Linked DNA regions of Homo sapiens: regions 1 and 2 are each linked to region 3. The links are chromatin loops, found by intact Hi-C in ENCODE. Cell type or tissue: heart right ventricle. All regions are shown on one strand. Each heading gives the region's core, and the rest is flanking DNA. Links, peaks and the distances in the headings are about the cores only.

Region 1 (7,534 bases), core at 828-5,827, 110 kb after region 3:
TGACAAAAACAACACTTTAAATTCAGTCAACATCACAGAGACAACATGGACACAAAGGAGCAAGGATTTTTTTTTTTTATAGCAAACCTTTGTACTAAATATATACATACATAAATAAAGCAAAAACAAAACAAAAACCTTCCTACCCCAGACTACCTATTAATTTTAGATGGAAAAGCCCTAGGCAGTAAGAAAAAAAAGTAACCCAGGCATTAAGTAGATTGGATAGCTAATTTGGAGTGAATGGAAAGGGCTAGATAATATTAAGTTGTCATGGTAGAAAGTAAGTTTTGGACATTCTGCTTTCACATTACTATCTAAACTTGTAAAAATACTCAGAGAAGCAGAAAGGAGGACTAAATTTAGACCCTTACTTAATGCATTCAAGAGCATGATTCATTTTCCTCCTGCCCTGGTACAGCCTGGGGAATCTGAATATACAGCCAGCAGCACATGGATGCCCTGTAAATAAATGAAAGTCGCATTCATTCAGGGGCTGGAGAAAGCCAGAGACACCCCGTTTTCCCTGCCAACAAAGGTGCACTTCTAGGCACCTCACACACCAGAATGCAGAACCAGATTTCTAAGCTGGCAAGAGTCCATCTAATTTTAGCTTTGCTCCGGCCTTGGCATGAAATGCTGCTGGGGTGGAAATGAATTCTGCTGCTCCTCTTTTCTAAGTGGCTTTTCTCCTCAAGCTCCAGTGGGATCCTGACCAGCTCTCAGAGGCCATGCCACATGGGTCACACTGATGAGACTACCCAAAAGGGTGTCATCATTTGGTAGCCATGCATTTAACAACCCAGGGCCTAAGTTGTTTCATGGTAGCCCTTAGATTGGTTCTTGGAGAGCTAGGATTCTATATAGCAAACACGTGAAGACAATTTTGGGCTATTTGAAAGAAACCAGACAAACCAAAAAGGAACCAACCACACAACAACAGCAAGTTGCATTCCCACGAATTAAATCAAGGTGGTAGGCAAAGTTTCCGGGTAGAGCGGACAGTCACTGTCCCTTCCCCAGGTTCCTTATCTTCTGCTTCCAATCACATTCTCTCACTCTCCTCTGCTTCCAAACAAAACAAACATTTCAGTCTCCACAGAGAACTTAGATTAAGGCTGAACTATCATTTGTGTTTAGTTCAACATGGCTTAGAGGTGAAAAGCACCTAAATTATGTTGTGACTTTACAGCGACTCCATTTTCTTTCCTTTGGGTTTAGTTTTAAGCACATTTGGAAAGTAACCTTAGAAGTTTCATTCCAGTATCTTAGGCTTTATTGATCTTATCGATCTTTGATCTCTGTGTTTAGAACAAATAACAGAAGAAAAGGTGGAAGGCATATCAAAGATCTGTAGCAAGGTAACATTGCCTCCCAGAAGTGAGGGCATCAAAGCCGCCCTCTCTTCTGAGGTGTATGATTGATGTTAAAAACCCACCCCAAGGGCCCTATTGTACATCCATATACGTCCAACCCAATTAAGAAAGAGTATTTTCCCAAACATGAAATGGGCTTAGCAATTCTGAAGTAAAAAAAAAAAAAGAGTTAGCTATGGAGCACACGCATTCCGTTAGAAATGAGTCACTCTGCGAAGGTGTGTTTGAATGAGCAGCATTTCAGAAGGCCCGCACGGGGTACACCCACAGGATGGGACTGGAGACCCTGGGAAGGGCTGTGGGTCCAGGCGGATATGAGATCCGATCAGCCTGAAAACATGCTTCACAAACCAACCTGGGCACGACACAGAAAAGAGGCAAGACGTCGTAGGGCAGCATAAAAGATTTGTACCTTTCTCAAATAGCTTGGTACTTGGGACTCCAGAGCAGTTCTGAATGACCAGCTAGGGCAGTCACCCAATCCCCACTGGGCCCATCCAGGGCCATAACATGAATATTAAATCATTTGGAGGACAGGAATGTTCAATGACCTTGGCCAAATGTCATGACAGATTTTGGGGGCAGCCTTCTATATCCATTTGAGAAAGGACAAATACTCACTAGCACTAGACAGAAAACTGGCTGATTTAGCTTAGAACAGTGGCTACCATTGTAGCTCTTTCAGAACATCGAAAAGGAAGGTAAGTGGTTGGGGAAGGGCATCACGAAGGCTGCATCTATCCAAGGCTGGGTCAGTTATACATTGAGGTTTGGAGTCGAAATTTATTCTCACACACGTAGAGCTCCACAGATCTAATTAACAGTGTGGGAAATCTATTTTCATGTTTCACTCACACAGAACACATCTTCTCTGTCTCCAGGGGGTTTTCAAGTTCTAAACTACAATCAGCCCTTCTTTTAAAATAACAATAATAAATCCTCTTATTCAGCCAGATGGTGGTGTTTGTTGCACTAGGCTGGGTTCATAGTACAACATCAATAAATGGCCACTTGTAGAGGGACAGACAGAATCCCATTTATAAAACACACCTACACCTCCCTCCTTCTCCCATCCCAAAATGTGGCATTGTCAAAACTTCCCTGGGGGCTTAATCTCATTTTGGAGCAGAAAGGAAAACTAAAAAAGGCAAAATAATGTAACTAAGTGGAAAAACAATTTCTTGGGGGGAAATAGCACATTTAATCTCTGAGGAAAATGGTCATAGGTGGGTTTTTAAAAAGTGTTGTTTTGCCTTTAGGGACTGTTTGAAAGCAGGCTCTCAAAAGGATTTTCCCCAGTCCCTGGCAAGCTGTCTTGGTGAAGGCTGCACATTGTCAGCCAAAGATATTACAACCAGGAGATGGAGTTAAAATTCTTCCTCAGTGAGTTGGCTAAGTCTCATGAAACAAGTATTTGTTCCAATTAGGTGTTCCAAAAAGTCTTGATTGCCTTAGATAACGCATTTTGAGAAGGAAAGTGTGTTTGTTCAAAATCCATCGTGGAAGAATAAATGACGTACCGGTGTGTTCTGTTGCCAACGTACACATCCTCTTCACAGGCCTGGAGGACTCACACTCTTTGCTGCCTTGTCCCTATTTTCCTGGTCTCAGTCCTACCGGGGATGGGCAGTGGGAGTGGGGATGCTAACTAGTCTCTGCTCCTGCTCTTAATAAGCTATACTACCTGGTTATGCAACCCTAATCCATGTCCACAGTCCAGGGCTCAGACGGCTGGCCTGTCAGCAAAAAAATGTCTGAAAAATGTTAATTCAACAATGTTGGAGGGATGTTATTTCCAGAACTAAACTCCTCAGGGGAAATGAGAAATCATTGCTCCTGGGATTCAACTCCTCCACACTGAAAGATGTTTCTTTAATGATGCTTTCTTCCCAAAAAATTTCCCAATGCCTGGTGTGTCCTGACATTTGGTCCCAGTAAAATCCTGGAACAGACTCCTAGGATACAACTATCTTCAAACTCCATACAAAAGGAGTGTTTATTACAGAGAATCGGCATCTATTAGGGCATGAAACCTTGGGGGCTTGCTGGCATTCACTCCCCACACTGAATCGTTTCATAATATAGATACTATTTTCTTTTTGGCATTTATAGCAAGCAACTCAGTTTATGACCTAAGGCATTTTCCATACTTCCAGGCAATGAATACCAGCTTCCTATGAGTCTCAATAGCACATAATTTAAGACAGTGGGAAAGGGAGTTGGAGAATAGTTTCCAGTGCAAGAAAAATACCATGCAGATGTTTGCCCTTACTCTTGAATTCTGATGGTGAAATCGAGCATTGTTTATTTGTTCTGAAGTCCAACTCAAGAAATTTATTTTCTAAAGGCTGGGGTAGAGGTAGGGAGGTAGTGACATAAAATATTCCTGATACTGAAATATTCAACACATGGCCCTGGGAGTTTGAATCATAAAGTAATTTAGATCTTTCTAAGTGGTTCATTGTTTGATCAAATTTGGTATACCAGATGTCGATTCGTGTCACAGAACATGACATACCTAAAGAAATACCCAAGAACTACTTTGCTAAAATTGTGTATTCACCTTCTGTAATTTTTGTTTCCTCCAAGATAGCAAGCTAGGAATCAGTCCTCTATCTTGAGCCATTTATTGAGAACAAACAAATGAACTTGGAAAAGACATAACCGAATTGAATTTAAATACCTGACTTTGGTGTATGAGAATCATAAACTTGCTTACGGTCTATCTGGTCCGCAAACACTTCCCCATAAATCATCCAATAGGGCATGTAGAAGATGTTCTTGGCCAGTTTCCATGATGGCTCCTCATTGGGAAAAAGGATGGCTTGCCTGGCGACCCCAAAGCTCATCAGAACCACCAGCATAATGATGACAAAGTACATCATGTCTATCATCTGGAAGGGTGGGGAAGCAGAGGGAGAAACAAGAGAAAACCCATATGATTGAGTGTTCTTATAATTGCTGACAATGATGGGAACCTTTGGAGGAGGTCCACTTTCTAGACTGCTGGGAAGGGATGTTTAGACAGGGAGTTGTGTCCAGATAAGAAGATGCTTGGTCTGTTGAAGCCAGTGTCCACAGAATTCTATCAGTGACTCAAAAAACATTTCAAAAAGTGCACACACAGATGAAGCCTCTTCGTTTTTCATTGCTGTCTGTGGGACCGAGCATAGGTCCCACATAGGCTAGGCATAGGAGTCATATAAATGGAAGCTTAGGCCTCTGTGTGAATCAGGTGCTAACTTTTTCTCTGCTCCTGGGGGAGGCAAGTGTCCTCTTTGGGTCTCTTTCTTCTTAGAGAAACTGGAATTGGGAGAGTTGAACTATTCCAAGAGCGACTGCAATGCTGTAAACCTCCTTTCTAAGTTCTGAAAGGCTAATGAAAAATTGGAAAGCTCAAAAACAAAACAAAACAACAACAACAAAAACTGCCTATAAACGAAGCTAGGATAAACCAAATATCCATTATATTCTTATTCTTGTGGCCCCACCCCACTGCATAGTATTCTACCACCAACCAGTCTCTCAGAGAAAATGGCTGTTTGTATACTTCTCCTGCAGGGTATCCCATTGGCTATGGAGGGTGTTTTCTTGGGCATTAGAATCATGCACCCTAATGACTCAGACCTGTACCTGCTGTAGAAATGATGGATTTTCATCTTGACAGGTTTATAAAATCCTCCAGGCTGCTCTCTAATATAATGTTATCTCTTGTTCCTCATTCTTCCTTCTTTCCATGATGTATGTTATTTGGGATCTGTTTCTTATATGCCAAATTATTTTCCTTTTATCACTCAAAATATTAAATAGATGAGGATGCAATAACTATTGATTTTTTTTCTGGCCAGAACCCATTACCTCCTCCTTTTATAAACAGTTTCTACCCAGTATGGCCACAAGGTAGGTGTGTTTTCCAGGCTACGTTAAATATGATACTGGCCCCGGCAAGAGTGATAGAAGCAGGGATTTGACCAAGACAGGCCAACCAGAATCCTTGTATTGGCTTTGCTTTGTTTTGTTTTTAACTAAAGCTGGGAGAAAGAAGTTCCTTGTGTCTCTGTAATGGGGTGAGTTCATAGTATTTGTATCTGACGCTGAGTTCTCCGCCAGTGAAACTGATCAGAGTAAATGAAGCCGATTTGCAAGAGAAAGTGAGCAAAGCTTGACAGTGATTGGGTCCCTGTTTGCAGTAGCCCCTAAGGCCAGTTTCATTATGCCCTTCATAAGTCAATATATCCCTTCTAGGCTTAAGCTAGTTGGAGATTGGTTTCTATCGCTTGCATCAAAACATAGAATACAAAAGACTTTCTCTTAGATACCATACTTCCTGAAGGGATGCCCATCCACAAAAAAAAGCCTAATGCTAATTTTATCAATGATAATGGAGGCTTCAAATTAGTTTTACAATTTTTTAATTTTTATTTTATTATTATTTTTCAGATGGAGTCTCATTCTGTCACCCAGGCTAGAGTGCAGTGGAGCGATCTCGGCTCACTGCAACCTCAGCCTCCCGGGTTTAAGCAATTGTCTGCCTCAGCCTCCTGAGTAGCTGGGATTTCAGGTGTGCACCACCATGCCCCGCTAATTTTTTTGTATTTTTAATAGAGATGGGGTTTCACCATCTTGGCCAGACTGGTCTTGAACTCCTGAACTTGTGAGCCACCCGCCTCGGCCTCCCAAAGTGCTGGGATTACAGGTATGAGCCACTGTGCCCGGCCACGATTTTGTTTTAAAAGAGTGTCTGTTATTGGAATTCAAACATTATAGCCTTCCTTGTATGCCTTAGGACACTGGGGTCTAATCAATTTTCAAGGCAACTTCAAAATGCATCTCACAAGTGTTGCATGACTTAAAAACCAAACAGGAATATCTTAAAATCTGACATCCATTCATATTTTTAAATAGTCTTTAAAGTTGTATGCTAATTAGTTATTTCTTCTATAGTTTAGTGGTCTCAGAACTCTTTTAAAGTGAGCAAGCCAGCTGTGTTGAAAGTTTTATAGAAAACATGGGTCTGTTTTTCATCCTCTCTCTTATTTTATAAAATTCTTTCATCATTTATTTACAAAAAGTTCTATCAATGAAAAAGCACACATGGGTCCTTCATGTTGTGTTTATTTACACTGATTAAAAGATGGGTTGGGAGAGGAAGGTTTGTGCTCATGAGATTTAGAAGCTAGTTTGACCCAAGGAAACTCAGCCAGTAAATACAGAAACTGTTCTAATTTAATTTCTCAGGATTGTTTTTGTTCAGATTGATTGTGCTATCTATCCAAAGGGTCAAAACAATCAAAGAGAAGAAACATTTTTCCCAAACACTTAGCTTCATATATTTCAAAGAAGTCTTAGCTTTCATACAAATACCAAAATCTGATAGAATGCAGTGCAGAAATAGAGCATTATTAGTGAGAACTGGGGCTGGCCTCCTTTTTTAAAGCTAAATTATCCAGTCGGTTCAATATTAAGAGAGCTGATCCTGTCCTAATCTTGTAAATATCTTTCTGTTGTGTTCTACAGAGGAGAGTATATAATATATATTATATAATTTATTATATATAATGTAATATATAATACACATATATATAATATGCATTGTATAATATACATTATAATGTATAATGTATATATAATATATAATGTGTATATAATATATATTATATATACACTGCAGTGGTTAAACACATGTACTTAGGTGTCAGAATACCTGGGTTTTCATCTTGACTTTGCTAGTAAAAATAGCTACATGGAAAAAAACTCACACAAAACGAGTAAAAATAATTACAAAAACAAAATAAAGGCTTCCTAAATGTTAAAAAGAAAGAAAGAAAGAAAAAGAAATGTAGCTAGGTGGCCTCGGGCAAGCTGCTTAATCTTGTTTTATTTTATTTGTAAAATAGGAATAATAATACATTTATTTTATAAAGATTCAATGAGATGGCATGTGAAACAATGTGGTAAGTTCTCCATAAATGTTAATGTATTATTATTATTAGAGTTGGAAGGAGGTCAGGTTGTGGGGTCAGTTAGACAGAAATTTGAATCCTGTTATTGTCCCTTGATTAGTCTCTTATTCAATTGTTTAAATTATTAAACACAGATATGAAAACCTATTTCCGAGGGGGTATGATGATGACATGTCTGACATGGTATCTGGCACA
Region 2 (7,534 bases), core at 828-5,827, 130 kb before region 3:
TACGTGCCAGGCTTGCTTTTTGCTGAGTATTGTGTGTATGTATGACTTAAGTTTTCAAAGTATATGTGTAATTCCTACCTTGTTTTTTTCCTTCTTAACCGACTGAAGAAGTTAGGGGGATTCTTGGCCCTCTGCAGTTACCATACACAACCACTTCTCTAGCACAAGAGAGCATGACACTCCATTATGTTCTAATTGCTTTCACCTACAGTTTAAGAACCTAGCATTTTGGAACTAGAATAGATAGTGCTTTTTGAGGACAGAGTTCCTCGCTCAGTAATTTCTAAAAACTCTTGGGGAAGCCTACTAAACTTGAATAGAATGGTATAGAGGAGGAAAATGTTAATTTAATCTGAATAATTTCCTTATCTAAATAGTTCTTTGAAAACCCTTAAAGCTTTTAGATAGTAACTGTTTGCTTAATATTTATTATTTTTAAAAATACATATATATTTATTGTTACATATTTAAACTAGTGTCACTAAATTTTGAGTTCTTTACTCTTACTCAGTTAATTCAATCCATTTTCAAATAATAGAATGACATTACCAGAGGAAACTCATTTTTCATCACTTTTTAAATGTTTTATAGGAAGATTATGATAAATATGGAATTCGAATTAGAGTCAAATTTCGAAGTAGTACTCAACTGCATGAATTAACTCCTCATCATCAAAGTGGAGGTGAAAGAAGTGTTTCTACCATGTTATACTTGATGGCACTTCAGGAGCTAAATAGATGTCCATTCAGAGTAGTTGATGAAATCAATCAGGTATGGTGATTGTTCTGTTACTTGGATCTTCTTATATCCTGTAACAGGAATAAATGTAATCATTATTGTTGCCATTGTTTAGGGAATGGACCCAATCAATGAACGGAGAGTGTTTGAAATGGTTGTAAATACTGCCTGTAAAGAAAATACATCTCAATACTTTTTCATAACACCAAAGGTAGGTAAAAAGTAACCTAAAAGTGGTCATATACTCAGAAATCTCCTGTGACATAATCATACAGTTTTTGTCCCAACATGCACATATTAGCAGGAACACTCCCAAAAAAGGAATTTAAAAGGTTAACAGTAATATTTACATTATTAAAGGGACAAATTCCAGTGTCATGCTTAATCAGAGGAAGAAAGGTAGGAGGCATATTATTATGTTCTAAAATTGAGATTGTCTCATTTCTCTTCTAGAAAAGGTACTCTTTCAGCACTGAAAGATGAGTGGGGAATACAACCCTTAAGACTCTGGCTCTTCATTTTCCCAAAAAAGCCTCTCTTGTCATATACTGCCCTTCCTCTTTATTTGCCACTAGTACTAAGCTGGCCCAGGAGAAATTTAAGTATCCCAACATCTTCTATTCACAGGTTAATTCTGATAAAAACAGAATTATCTTTGTAGATAATTTTTCATAATCTAAAACCATTGCAATGGGAAATTTTCTTTTGCTAAATCTAGTGCTGTGAGTAAATTACAAAGCATATGTATTCAAAGATATGTTTTTAATGTAACCAGATTTTTTCCATTTTAAGTATTCATGAAAAATTTTGGCCAGGTGCACTGGCTCATACCTGTAGTCCCACTACTTTTTGAGGCCAAGGCAGGTGGATCACTTGAGCCCAGGAGTTCAAGACCAGCCTGGGCAACATGGCAAAACCCCATCTCTACAAAAAAAATACAAAAATTAGCTGGACGTGGCAGCATGCGCCTATAGTCCCAGCTACTTGGGAAGCTGAGGCATGAGGATCGCTTGAGTCTGGGAGGTGGAGGTTTCAGTGAGCCCAGATCACACCACTGCACTGCAGCCTGGGTGACAGAATGAGACCTTGTTCCAAAAAAAAAAAAAAAATTGTTTTTGCCCATCCTACATTCAAATTTTTATTAAATAGTGTCATCTGTCTTCTTTTTTTCAGTAGATAGTCTTGTGGAATAGTCACATCTGTTAATACCCTACTGCTTGCCAAATACCTTAGTCTACAAATGTCCCTGTTACACACTTTTCAGGATACCAGGCTATCAAAGAAGTTGCTTGAGAAGTGTTTATAAATAAAAAGTGAAAGTATCTACCCTAGGAAAATTGTGGAGGACATACTCTTTTCCAAGGTCTGCCAAGGAAGTTGAATAATCCCAGTTATCCTGTGAATCTAGAGGGCTGGATTATTCCTTATTTTGATTGTTCCTTAGGCCAGGCTACAGGTATGCTAATTTAGGTAAGGATTACAGTCTGGCAAGGTTTATATTGAGGTGTTTAAGAGCTTCTTAAGAGTCTTATTGGCTGGGGACAGTGGCTCACACCTGTAATCTCAGCACTTTGGGAAGCCAAGGCGGGCAGATCACCTGAGGTCAGGAGTTCGAGACCAGCCTGGCCAACATGGTGAAACCCTGTCTGTACTAAAAATACAAAAAGTTAGCTGGGCCTGATGGTGCATGCCTGTAATCCCAGCTACTCTGGAGGCTGGCTGAGGCACGAGAATCTCTTGAATCTGGGTGGTGGAGGTTGCACTGAGCTGAGATCGCACCTCTGTACTCCGGCCTGAGCAGCAGAGTGGGAAAAAAAAAGTTTTATTAATATTGCAAATAAAATAATACATTTGACTGTACACATGTAAGGTTGGAAAACTATACTTCTCAGTATATAGCTTATATGACAATTTGTTTTAATACTTACAGCTCCTGCAAAATCTTCCTTATTCTGAAAAGATGACAGTTTTGTTTGTCTACAATGGCCCTCATATGCTGGAACCAAACACATGGAATTTAAAGGCTTTCCAAAGGCGGCGGCGCCGTATTACATTCACTCAACCTTCTTAATAAAAGTAAAGAGAGGGAACTTGGGAATTTTTTTTGTTAAATTCTGTTTATAAGTATGGCTCAACTGAATAAAAGGAGATTCACTAAAACGAAAAGCAGTTATTTTTGGAAACCTGCTTTTAAATACAAATAGGTTGATAATGGAAACTATAATGACCTTTCCAAAATAGCAGCTGGTAGTAAAAGTTAAGTCTTCTTCAGTCTTGGTTGAACTTGAGTTCTTGGCACTCTGACCATGAGTCATTCAGTTCTCATGTTAAAATGTACTTAATATTACAAATCAAAGGTACAGTGGAAGAAGGGTTAATCACAAGAAGTTACTTATATGGTAGCCCTGAGCTTTAATTGCAGAGTAACTTTAATTACTTTTAGAGCCTAAAGATGACTCTAGAGCCTAAGTCCTAGTTTCTCCCAATGTTATATTTAATTTTAAAAAATTGATATGAAAATGTCTAATGTATAGTAATAATTTATGACAGATCTAGTCATTTCTTCCTATTAAAAAAGATTACCTTATCTCCAGTAGGAAATGGAATTTTATGGGCCTTTAAAAGAAAGTTTTATGAAACTTGATGCTATAATTTTATTGGTATTTCAAGGGGAAAAAAGCACTGGGGTTCAAAAATGGTAGCAGAACTGCTTTGAAATGCTGCAAGGTGGCCACTAGATGATGCAAAATACAACCAAAAGATTGACTGAGAATAAAATTAGGTGACAAGGGTTTTTAAAGAATAACCTTTTAAAGTGTGGGGGCAGGGGTTGCTTTTTTTTATTTTATTTAAAGTCAATTATATTTTACATCTTACATTTCTAAAAGCATTTTATAATTATTTTTAGTAAGATTTTTCTTAAAATTTCATATACTGGTTTCTACAATTTATATTTGAAATTTCTCAGTGTTATGTAAAGAGTGATGGAAAAGCATTGATTTCTTTAAAACCGTAATGTTTTTAGAACTTAAGCCTATAGGGCCTTTCTTACAATGTTGATGTACCCATTATCTTAGAAAATCTAGTTTAAACTGTTTTCTTTCACCGCAAAAGAATTAAATGGGAAAATCATTTGTTTATCTCTAAGTTATACTAATTAGTAGAACCAAACAAATTATCTTCTTTTAAAAAATAAATCTTATAGGAAAATAGACAGTCCAAAGTCATGTCTTTGAACAGTGGATTGGATCTGTGCCAGTAATGACAAAATTATTTTTTTGACTTGCTTGCCTGAATAAATTGAAGAATTGCTTTCAGTTTGGGTTTTGTATATTCTTAAGTAGCCATTGAAATTTATATTCTTAACTAGGTCAAAAAATAATGAGCCATAAGTTTATGTCCTCTCACTTAGACATTTTCTCTTTAAAAAGGTATTTTCTTCTTTATAAACATTTTAAAAGAGCCTTCCCTTCTTAAACTAACTCCAGTGCATGAAGTGTGAAAATATTTTAAAATGACATTTTTACTAATATGAGCAAGTCATGTAAACATTGAAGAACTTGGTAACATATTAGTAAATGGATATTACCAAATGTTTTCATCGTTAATTACTTTGCGTTCCACCAAAATATCTTTACTAAAATGTGCTTGGTGTAGTTTGTTTATTGTCTAAATTAGTACCAGTCATCTTATTTCTGCAAAATGAGTATCAATGTGAAAAAGACACGTGAAGATTAAGCATGTTTGAAAATAAAATGGTCAATTACATTTCAATTTACATAGGCCAACAACTGTTCCATACTTTGTTTGTAAACATTTAATTTCTCTACTGGACAAAATTAATATTTGGCTTTACATTGAATTTTGAGCTGTGAAGAATAAATTATGTATCATTTTAGCATATTAAACAGTAGTAAGTCTAGCACATAGTCTCAGCCACTTAAAACAAAAGTTTTTTTGTTTGTTTGTTTGTTTGTTTTTTTGAGATGGAGTCTCACTCTGTTGCCCAGGCTGGAGTGCAGTGGCGTGATCTCGGCTTACTGCAACCTCCGCCTCCCGGGTTCAAGCGATTCTCCTGCCTCAGCCTCCCAAGTAACTGGGACAACAGGCGCGTCCCACCACACCCAGCTAATTTTTTATACTTTTAGTAGAGATGGGGTTTCAGCATATTGGCCAGGCTGGTCTCGAACTCCTGACCTTGTGATCCACCCGCCTCGGCCTCCCAAAGTGCTGGGATTATAGGCGTGAGCCCCTGCACCCGGCCAAAAGTTGATTTTTAATTACATAAAAATCGTAAAAACTTCTAGTAAAAACTTGATTTGGTGAATACAGTTATATTTAAAAACCTTAAGGTGACAAGCATTTTCTATGCCTAAATCTTCATTGGTTTGCCTGGAAAGAGTCTCTGTTAAAAGATTTTCCATATTCAAAGTAAAAGGAAAGATTTCTTGCTTTCTAATTGTCTTTTGGACACATGCCTATTTTCTTTGAGGTATAAACCTTTAGATGTGAAAAATGTAATTTCATTCTGCTATTGTGTGTGCTTGTGTGTGTGTAATTGAAAAAACTGGGAAATCCTGCTTTGTTGGTAATAAATCAATATTTTTATATTCTTTTGGTGTATGTTATTTTAAGTGAGAACTATTTTTTATACTCTGAACCTTATTAAGAGTCATTTTGGTTTTCAGATTTACTAAAAAAAGGTCTGTTAAGTACCCACATTTACAAAATAGTGTTCAGCAGTCTATTAGTGTTCGAAAGGGTAGAAAATTTAGTCCCTTTTCTGCCTGCAGTGAAATCACAGTCTAATAGAAGCAATAAACACTCATGAAAAAAAGGTTTAAACCATTTAAAGAAGCCAAGTTACAAGGCCGAGTATTCATCAGAGAGGCTGCAACATAGGTTAACTGTTTTTATGTTTAAACACTATGTTTGCTAACATGCCCAATAGCCAATTTTCACTTATTACTCCTTACATTAAGCTACTATATAAAGTAATTTTTTTAAAATATATTTTTGAGTCAGGCAGACTTTCACTTACAAGTTACTTGATAGTCTCATCATTGGTGAAATGAGAATCATACCTAATTCACAGAGTTGTTGAGAGGAGCAAATGAGATCGGGGCCTATTGGGACACATAGCATTATAGTGAGTACATTATTAATGTTTATGTATCTTCTCATATTTTAAATCTTGAAAAATGTACTGTGAATTTTATACACCCAGGTCTGAAAATTCTAAATAATGTGAAAGTAGAGATTATTTTGTAGTCTATTGATAAATAGTTCAAAGGATGCCAATACCTACAGACTGAGCATTGGGGAGTGCTGATAGTTATTTTTATAGATCTTGTTACCTTGTTAAATTCAAATATAAGTTAGTCAGATGAGCTTCTTTAAAGATATTCCATCTCATTATTTTATATTGATATATAATTTGGAAATTTTATAATTAATAGAATTTGCACATTTGGGAGATATGACTATGTTGACAATTTGGGCTTTTTATTTCCACCAAAAAGGTTAGGTATGGGGGATTTTATTTATTTTTTAATGTTGAATTATAACTTTATTGCTGCAAAATAAATGACTGGTGATTGGCTGGAAGATTTAGATATTTTCAAAAAAGCCAGCTTTGTATAATCCCAAAGAGAGAGAGCAGGTCTCCTCTGGTTAGCTTCATTCTAAGCTGTGCTAAGAGGACTTGGTGAAGCTGAGGGCAACCTAAAAACAGCTCTGGCCCTGGCCCTGGCCCTGGCCCTGCCTTTATCAGAGAGGCTGCAACGTAGGTTAGTTATTTTTAGGTAGGTCAGAAACACCTGAAAGACGTTCTCCTTCCACAAATAGTACCTTACCTGTCTGACCATGCTTTTGTTAGTAAACTTTAATTTCCTTTTGCCTGAGGAGACTGTTACACGCTCTTGGCATCCAGGGTCATGCGTTTAGAGTGAAGGTTGAGGGGAAAGGGTGCCAAGAGGGTCACTTGACCATTTCTGCCAAATTTAAGGAGTGGGTTAATGAATTCCAGTGCAGGAAAGATTTGGGACAAGCTGCCCAATGAATGTTATGATAGAATGGTAAATTTTACATTCCTTTCATATTATTTAGAATTTATTTTAAAAAAGAGATGAGGTCTTGGTATATTGCCTAGGCTTGTCTCAAACCAGCCTCAAACCTCTCTCGGCCTCCCAAAGTGCTGGGATTACAGGTGTGAGGCGCTGCACCCAGCCTAGAATTTTAGTCCCAGTGATCTCTGACAGTGAAATTCTGTACCATCAGAGATTAGTTGTTAGATTTAGGAGGGACCTTCTGAGTGATTTAGGCCATCCCCTTCTTTTCAGTCAGGAATCATGGAAAGAAGTTATTTGATAAGTTTTTTGTTTGTTTGAGACAGAGACTTGCTCTTATTGCCCAGGCTGGAGTGCGATGGTGCAATCTCGGTTCACTGCAACCTCCTCCTGGGTTCAAGCGATTCTCCTACCTCAGCCTCCCGAGTAGCTGGGATTACAGGTGCGCACCACCACGCCCAGCTAATTTTTTGTATTTTTAGTAGAGACAGGGTTTCACTATGTTTGCCAGGCTGGTCTCGAACTCCTGACCTCAGGTGATCTGCCCGCCTTGGCCTCCCAAAGTGCCGGGATTACAGGCGTGAGCCACTGCACCCGGCCCCCAGCCCCTAAAGGAGATTTTTTTTTTTTTTTTTTTGCTTTATAAGTATTTAAATCTACATTGTCATATATAACAACTTTGTACTGTTGATGGAGAAACAGGGACTTAAAAATGTTGTCTTTCAAGT
Region 3 (7,534 bases), core at 974-5,973:
TGAGTGGGAGACCTTTATAGCATAGACAGAATGGTGCAATGCAGTGATTTTCCAATGTACTATTATTAGTTTTTAATGATAGTGGATTCCTTTCTTTGGAGTAAAATTCACCAAACACTCACTGGTGAAGCAGGAAGAGCACAACTTTGAAGTGTGAGCTGTGGATCTGAAGTGTGAGGTGTGGGTTTGAGTCTCCTTCTACTTAGGGGTGCTCCTGTGATACAGGGAAAGTCACATCTTCCGAGCTTGATTGGTGAAAGGAGCATAAGGCTTGTCTTGTATACTTGCAGAGTCATCCGTAAGTGTCCAGTGTTATGCTGTTGCACCAATGAGAGATTTTTCTCCTAAATTCTCAGTTCTACCACCTGCTTCATAGTTTGGGGCTGCTGTCTTATGGTTTTTGCTGACTGCTGGTAATAAGGAAATCTCTAGAAAGGAGTCCTTACTCTGAGATGGGGCTAGTTCCCAGAGATTCCCTGTGACTTTTTTCTTTTTCTTTTTTTTTTTTTGGGATGGAGTCTCACTCTGTCGCCCAGGCTGGAGTGCAGTGGCACGATCTTGGCTCACTGCAAGCTTCGCCTCCCAGGTTCGCACCATTCTCCTGCCTCAGCCTCCCGAGTAGCTGGGACTACAGGCGCCCACCACCATGCCTGGCTAATTTTTTGTATTTTTAGTAGAGGGTTTCACTGTGTTAGCCAGGATGGTCTCGATCTCCTGACCTCGTGATCCACCTGCCTCAGCCTCCCCCTGTGACTTTTGTTGTTGAAAAGTCACGTGTCAACATGCCATCAGAATATTAAATAGTTCATTCATTCTATAAATGCCCCCCTGAATGCTTGCTATGTTTAAGTTGGTGACTGGAATCTAGGGGTTGAGAGATGAGTAAGATATGTTGACTGCCTTCAAAGACTTTATTGTCCAGTGGGAGAGGCAGAAATACATACTCACACACATGATCCATAACATAGTATTTAAAATGCAAATGACATCTGGGCATGGTGGCTCACATCTGTAATCCCAGCACTTTAGGAGGCTGAGATGGGAGAATCACTTGAGCCTAGGAGTTCCAGACCAGCCTGGGGCAACATAGTGAGACCCCCATCTCTACAAAAAATAAAAAATATAATATTTATAATACAAAGGAGGTTGATACATGCTCAGTAGAGATACACATAATAAACTCTGATGGTAGAGGAACAGGATGAGGATTCTGATACGAAGTTGAGGCAAGAGTAAGCTAACAGTAAAGAAAGGAATTATAGTCTTTGTCGTTAATAGAATTGCATGGTATATTTGGGTAATGATAAGTAGTTCTTGTGGCTGAATGGTTGGTAGAGTTATGTGGGAAGAAGCAAAAAAAAAAAAATAGATTGAGCCTAGATCAGGGATACCCACGTCCCCCTGTTGTGCCCCTTGCTAACCTTTCTTCCTGAATTTGAATGAAGCCTCAGAATTCTTCTCAACATAGTTCTCAATGAATCAGTTGGGATTGGCACTTGGGATGGAATCATTTGTCATTCCTGACTTGGGAGTTAAATCCCATGCTTACATATTTTATTTATTTTGGTTATTCTTGGGAGTTATTGCATGTTATTAAGACCAGAATGATATGAGAGAATGACACGATTCAGTCTGTTTTGGTGAGGTAGCTGATGGCCATGGGAAGGATCCATGGGAAAGGTGAGAGGCTGGAAACAGGGAGACCACTAAGAAGATATACAAATCATCTGAAATAGTACGAGTGGGAGGGAAAAGTAGACTGGACAGATGAGGCACTGGGACAGATAAATGACTCAACTCAGCAATGACAGAGGGAGAAAGAAAACTTGACCATAACTGAATTTTCTCACCTGGGTGACTGGATATGGTTTGGATATCCAAACCGTATCTGCCCAAATCTCATGTCGAAATGTAATCCCCAGTGTTGGAGGTGGGTCCTGGTGGGAGGCAATTGGATCATGGGGTCGGATTTCTCAGGAATGGTTTAGTACGATCCTCTTGGTACGGTCTTCACAATAATGAGTGAGTCCTCACGAGATCTGGTCATTTAAAAGTGTGTGGCACCTCTTCCCTCTCTCTGGCACCCGCTCTGGCCGTGTGATGTGCCTGCTTCCCTTTTGCCTTCCACCATGATTGTTTAAGCTTCCTGAGGCTTTCCCAGAAGCCGAGCAGATGCCAGCATCATGTTTCCTGTACAGCCTGAAGAACTGTGAGCCAGTTAAACCTTTTATCTTTATAAATTGCCCAGTCTCAGGTATTTCTTTATAGCAGTGCAAGAACAGCCTAATACAGTGACTGCTAGGAGAGAGGAGCCAAGAGAAGGAATACAGGACCAGGGTCTTTTACTTCTCTTTTTATAAAGGGAAAATAATGAGTTGGGTTTCAGACAGGTTGAATTTGAGGGGTCTATGGGACATCCATGGGGAGAATTCTAGCCATCATTTGGAAATACATATCTGGAGTTAAAAGCCAAAGAGGTAGTTCAGGATTCAGTCACACAGAGGAACCAATGGAAGCCTTGGGAGTAAATGCTATCACCTAGGATGAGAGCCACACAGGGCATTTATAGGCCTGAAAAAGGACAGCCAGGTTAGACCTTGAGAGGTGCCTAATGAACACCAGAGGAAGAGAATCTGAAAACAATTCCTAACAATGTGGAGTGTCGTTAGTTAAATCCAGACCTCTACTTCTGTGTCTGATTCTTCTTTAACATAGAGCAATGACTCACCTCAATGTGGCCTGTTGGTGTTTGAGAATGAACAACACAGGTAGCTTTCTCCTGTACATCATTTATGGGAGTGTTTCTCAAGATCTCCTGATAGTTGACCATGACTCACAGTGAGAAATATACTTTATTTTGGGACCAACAACATACATGTCTATATAATTATTTAAAGCAAAGGGCTTCATGAAACAATATCTACCTGTATCTTCTGAAATTAATGCAGATATGTTCTGTTTTATTTTATTAAAAAAATGCTAGTCGGGTCCCACTAAGTTGGTATCACAACCACTAATGTGTTTCAAACCCGTAGTTTGAAAGACACTGGGTTGAGGGACTGTGGTTTCTGGAAGTCCACTCTCCCTCTAGTGGTCGATATCTTTCAGGACAGACTCAGCTCAGCCTGAGGATCAGTGGAGAGGACTTAACCCCATCTCCAAAGGCCTCCCTTATGTGTTGGGATTTTTAGCTTTGGGAGGAAGTTTAGGTGAGTCCTACCAACAGGTTTACTTGTGATGTTCCCAGATGCAAATAATAATAATAGACTTTTATTGAGTCAGGCCCATTATATACATTATTAACACAATTAGTTTTAATACTAAGCCTCTGAGGGAAGTTCAATTATACTTTCTTTTTGCGGATGAGAAATAGCAAGGCTAAGAGAAAGAACTTGCCCACGATCACACAGCCAGTAAACGGTGATGCTGACATTCAAACTCAATCAGTTGGTTTGCAGAATCCAGTGCTTAATGCTATTCAGAAAACGTTCTGAAGAGTTGGACAGTGAGCTGTATCTTCCTTGGTTCACCCATGCTTCTGTGCCATGCCTTGCTAAGAGACTTCTGTGTCATTTAGCAAGGCGTAGTCTTTGCACCGTATGCTTTAGACCCTCTCTATGTGTAGCTTCCTCAAGTTTGAAGTTTCTTGGATAATCAAATATCTGACATGCTATCATGTCAGGAGCCAGGACAGGCAGGAGAGAGAAAGAGTAATGGGCAGGCAGGGGCTGCTGAAAGGGCCTCTGAAGCTGGGCTGGAAAAGGCAGTCTGAAGGGATGGAGTTTAGACCCTCATTATCTCCACCTGGCAGCAGCTTCCCCACTGACACCCTGCCTCCGTGCTCACCCCTAAGAGTCCAGCCCCCTCCGTGTCTCCGCCAGGCTTATCTGTGCAAAGCAGCACTGTCATCATCACTCTCCTACTTCATGCTTCCTGCTGACACTGCAGCCTCATCTTGTCCCAAACTGAACTCTTCTCTCTTCCTTCAGTGCCAGCTTTTCCTTTCTGCCCCCTCCCAGCATCTACAGGATACAGTTCTGGGTCCTCAGATGGCCACCCCAGACTCATGGTGGGCCCTCCTACCTTCCTCCACTCCTCTCCCATTATTTGCCCACGTGAAGCCCAGCCTGGCAAGTTTTCTCTCTGTCCCTGGATTCATGGTACTTGTCTGATCTCAGTGCTATGCCCACATTGTGACTTTTCATGGAACGCATTCCCCTCCCCTTTTCTCCCCATCCTTCAAGACCCAGTTCAGGCCTTACCTCTTCCCTATGGCATCCCCTCATTCCTTCCTTTATTTTTGCATCTTTGCTTTTATAGTTTACATTGATCATATCACCAAATACTGTGGAATATTTAAATAGTTCATGTTTTATGCTCTCAACTAGATTCATTCATTGATTCATTTTAAAACTATTTATTCAATTGCCTATTAAGTTTTGGGCACAGGAAATTTAAGGAGAGTGAGGGTAAGAATAGGTGTCATAACTCCAGGATCCACAAAGTGGGCCAGCACCGTCAAGGCAGTGGAGAGCTGTTGTTTTTAACCCTTTATTTCCATTCTCCTGGGAAAACACCCTGATTTTCTTTTGGTTACTCTATTCTAAGTCTTAGTCCTTGTGGTATGAGCAGCGCTGACCTTTCCTCCTTGAATGAGAAGTGGGCATGAGGCCGAGGCCTGGCCCATGAGAGAACTGCATTCCCTGGTCACAGATGTTGGTTCACAGATGAGTCTGTGACTGTGGCTAGGCCAGTGAGAACTAGCCCTGGGCTCTTGCTAGAACTGCCTGGGCTGTTAAGCTGGTAGGATGTGATCCTGGAGCTCTGGCAATTATTATTCTTATTTTATTTTTTTGACACAGGGTCTCATCTGTTGTCCAGGCTGGAGTGCAGTGGTGCGGATCTCAGACCACTATAACCTCTGCCTCCCAGGCTCAAGTGATTCTCATGCCTCAGCCTCCTGAGTAGCTGAGATTACAGGTACATATCACCACACCCGGCTGATTTTTAAATTTTTAATAGAGATGGGAGTTTCATGTTGGCCAGGCTGATCTCAAACTCCTGACCTCAAGTGATTCACCTGTCTCGGCTTCCCAAAGTGCTGGGATTACAGGTGTGAGCCACTGTACCCAGTCTCTGGCAATTATTATTACCACCACTGGGAGAGGGCCTGCCTGAAGATGAAGCCAACATGGAAGAAATCCTGAGAGTAAGGGAATGGAAAGCAATTGATTCTGGATAACAGCTTTTGAGCACTTCAATCCAGCTAATACTATACCTTGAAGCCAATACATTCTCTTATGGGTTACATTGATTTCTGTTGAGCTTCTGTAAGTCACAGCTAAAAGAGTTCTAATTATTGCAGTGTGTGCTTCATGCTCTATAATTATCTGCATCTGACTTGAACCTGTTCCCCTGACCCCAACTAGCCTAGACTGATTCCCATCCCAATTGAGGTTGGGTTGAGGGGCAAGATTAAAATAAATCTGGCCAGGCATAGTGGCTCACACCTGTAATCCCAGCACTTTGGGAGGCCGAGGTGGGCAGATCACCTAAGGTCAGGATTTTGAAATCAGCCTGGCCAACATGGTGAAACCCCGTCTCTACTAAAAATACAAAATTAGCTGGGTGTGGTGGTGGGTGCCTGTAATCCCAGCTACTTGGGAGGCTGAGGCAGGAGAATCGCTTGAACCTGGGAGGTGGAGGTTGCAGTGAGCCGAGACCACACCATTGCACTCCAGCCTGGGCGACAAGAGCAAAACTCCATCGCAAAAATAAATAAATAAATAAAAAATAAAAAATAAAATGAGCCTGGGGATGGAGGGACGATGAAGAGAGGTTGGTTAATGGGTACAAACATACAGTCAGATAAAAGAAGTAAGTTCCAGTGTTTGATAACACAGTAGGGTGACTATAGTTAACAATAATTTATTGTGTATTACAAAATAGCTAGAAGATAAATGTTCCTAACACAAAGAATGATAAATACTTGAGGTGATGGATATCCTAAATACCTTGATTTGATCATTACATATTGTATGTATGTAACAAAATATCACATGTACCTCATCACTATGTACAATTATGTGTCAAAAAAATAGTTTTAAAGAAAAGATGAAAGTAAGTCAATGGCTTTAGCATGGCTCTGGTCACAGACAAGTGCTGTTTTTTTTCTCCGCATTGAATCCTTCCCACAGAGCCTGGGGCCTGGTGCTGATATCCTCTTAGCATTCGGGGTATACCTGGCACTCCTGTGCTGGCTCATGTCAGCCTTTTATATAAATAGCCTGTATTGCATCTCTGAAAAGAAGGACAGGGCGCAGTGGCTCATGCCTGTAATCCCAGTATTTTGGGAGGCTGAGGTGGGTGGATTGCTTGAGCCCAGGAGTTCCAGACCAGCCTGGGCAATATGACAAAACCCCGTCTCTACTAAAAACACAAAATTAGCCTGGCATGGTGGCGTGCACCTGTAATCTCAGCTACTCTGGAGGCTGAGGCACGAGAATCACTTGAACCTGGGAGGACGAGGTTGCAGTGAGCTGGGTGCGGGCCACTGCACTCCAGCCTGAGTGACAGAACCAGAGCAAGACTCGATCTGACAAAAAAAAAAGAGGATAGGATCCTCATATTGAGCAAGATTTATAGTAATGTGCTTATAAGCCTGTAGTGGGCTTATAAACAGTAAGTGGCTGTGGTTAGGTTACAACAGAGAAAGGAAAACTTACTGTAGTCTTCATTTTAATAATGCCTGTGCATGAGTAGTGGCTTCTGAGTGTGTGTTTTATTTATTCTCTGATAAATTCTTACAAATCAATTGGCATATATTTAATAAGTACCAGCTATAAATTAGAGACCAAACCTTTTTAGTCATTGCACAGCCCTAAGCAGTAGCTGCTTAATTCATATTTTTGGTAATTAATTATGCTTCGCAGCCCTCAAATTATTTAGAGATATGATCGAGCAGAGGGAGTACAAATTTTTGGTTTCCAGTAAAGTACTCATCTTCACCCCTGGTTCAAGGAATGACCCAATATTCCTAAGCTAGTGGTAGGAATATTTTCTTTCCCTCCAGCATTTAGTCTCAGATTCTTGGAATGTTGTCAGTCTCAGAAGTCAGAGGTTGGGGAACATTTGAAAATGCTGTTAACAGAACAGATTATGCCTTGAACTAAATCACTTGTATGCCTCACCTTAAACGTTCCTAGGCTGCCCGGGGTGACTTCTTGTGCCTGCATTTAGTCTCTGGCTCAGGCTACACGTGGACACACCCTTGGATTAGCCCCAAATTGGAGCTTCTCCAGTTGAAGGTGTCCCTCTTAAGTGCTTCTGCCTGGTGAATATTTGGAATATTTCAGGTGCCCTCTCTGGCCCCTTTTACTTAAATCTTTCTGTAATAAAATCATAATAAAATAACTTCAGTGACCTTCTGCTAAGGAGCCCTAGAAACAGCTCTGGTTAGAGGCACTTCCAGAAGTAAGACCAGCCACAGTTCTTTATGGGGGATGAGTTGGGAAGGGCCATCTTATCAGAGAAT

What was found. Peaks named below come from ENCODE experiments on the same cell type or tissue, not always from the same donor. Only the 100,000 strongest peaks of a DNase experiment are listed, where the experiment ranks them.
Region 1: it touches region 3 in a loop (4-fold over the local background); 37 of 110 quality-filtered maps call a loop at or near these places.
Region 2: a loop joins it to region 3, with 5 times the contacts of the local background. A loop is called at or near these places in 80 of 110 quality-filtered maps.

What each region holds. Positions count from the first base shown.
Region 1 is chr9:70,586,936-70,594,469 of GRCh38, forward strand. It overlaps TRPM3 (transient receptor potential cation channel subfamily M member 3), which reads right to left. Exons shown (of 26, transcript NM_001366145.2): 22 at 4,096-4,270. Among named protein-coding and RNA genes, the nearest start is that of KLF9, 180 kb to the left of the region's middle. In heart right ventricle, for the core only: no CTCF peak of the experiment used is centred there; a DNase peak (open chromatin) is centred at 3,056; H3K27ac peaks cover 3,982 bases.
Region 2 is chr9:70,349,523-70,357,056 of GRCh38, forward strand. SMC5 (structural maintenance of chromosomes 5) reads left to right here. Exons shown (of 25, transcript NM_015110.4): 23 at 592-771; 24 at 854-949; 25 at 2,669-5,351. The coding sequence ends at 2,809. Among named protein-coding and RNA genes, the nearest start is that of KLF9-DT, 61 kb to the right of the region's middle. In heart right ventricle, for the core only: a CTCF peak has its summit at 3,469 (motif pointing right); no DNase peak of the experiment used is centred there; H3K27ac peaks cover 542 bases.
Region 3 is chr9:70,481,629-70,489,162 of GRCh38, forward strand. All of the region lies in intron 3 of KLF9-DT (KLF9 divergent transcript), which reads left to right. Among named protein-coding and RNA genes, the nearest start is that of KLF9, 71 kb to the left of the region's middle. RefSeq lists an enhancer at 3,745-4,051. In heart right ventricle, for the core only: a CTCF peak has its summit at 3,090 (motif pointing left); a DNase peak (open chromatin) is centred at 3,802; H3K27ac peaks cover 3,149 bases.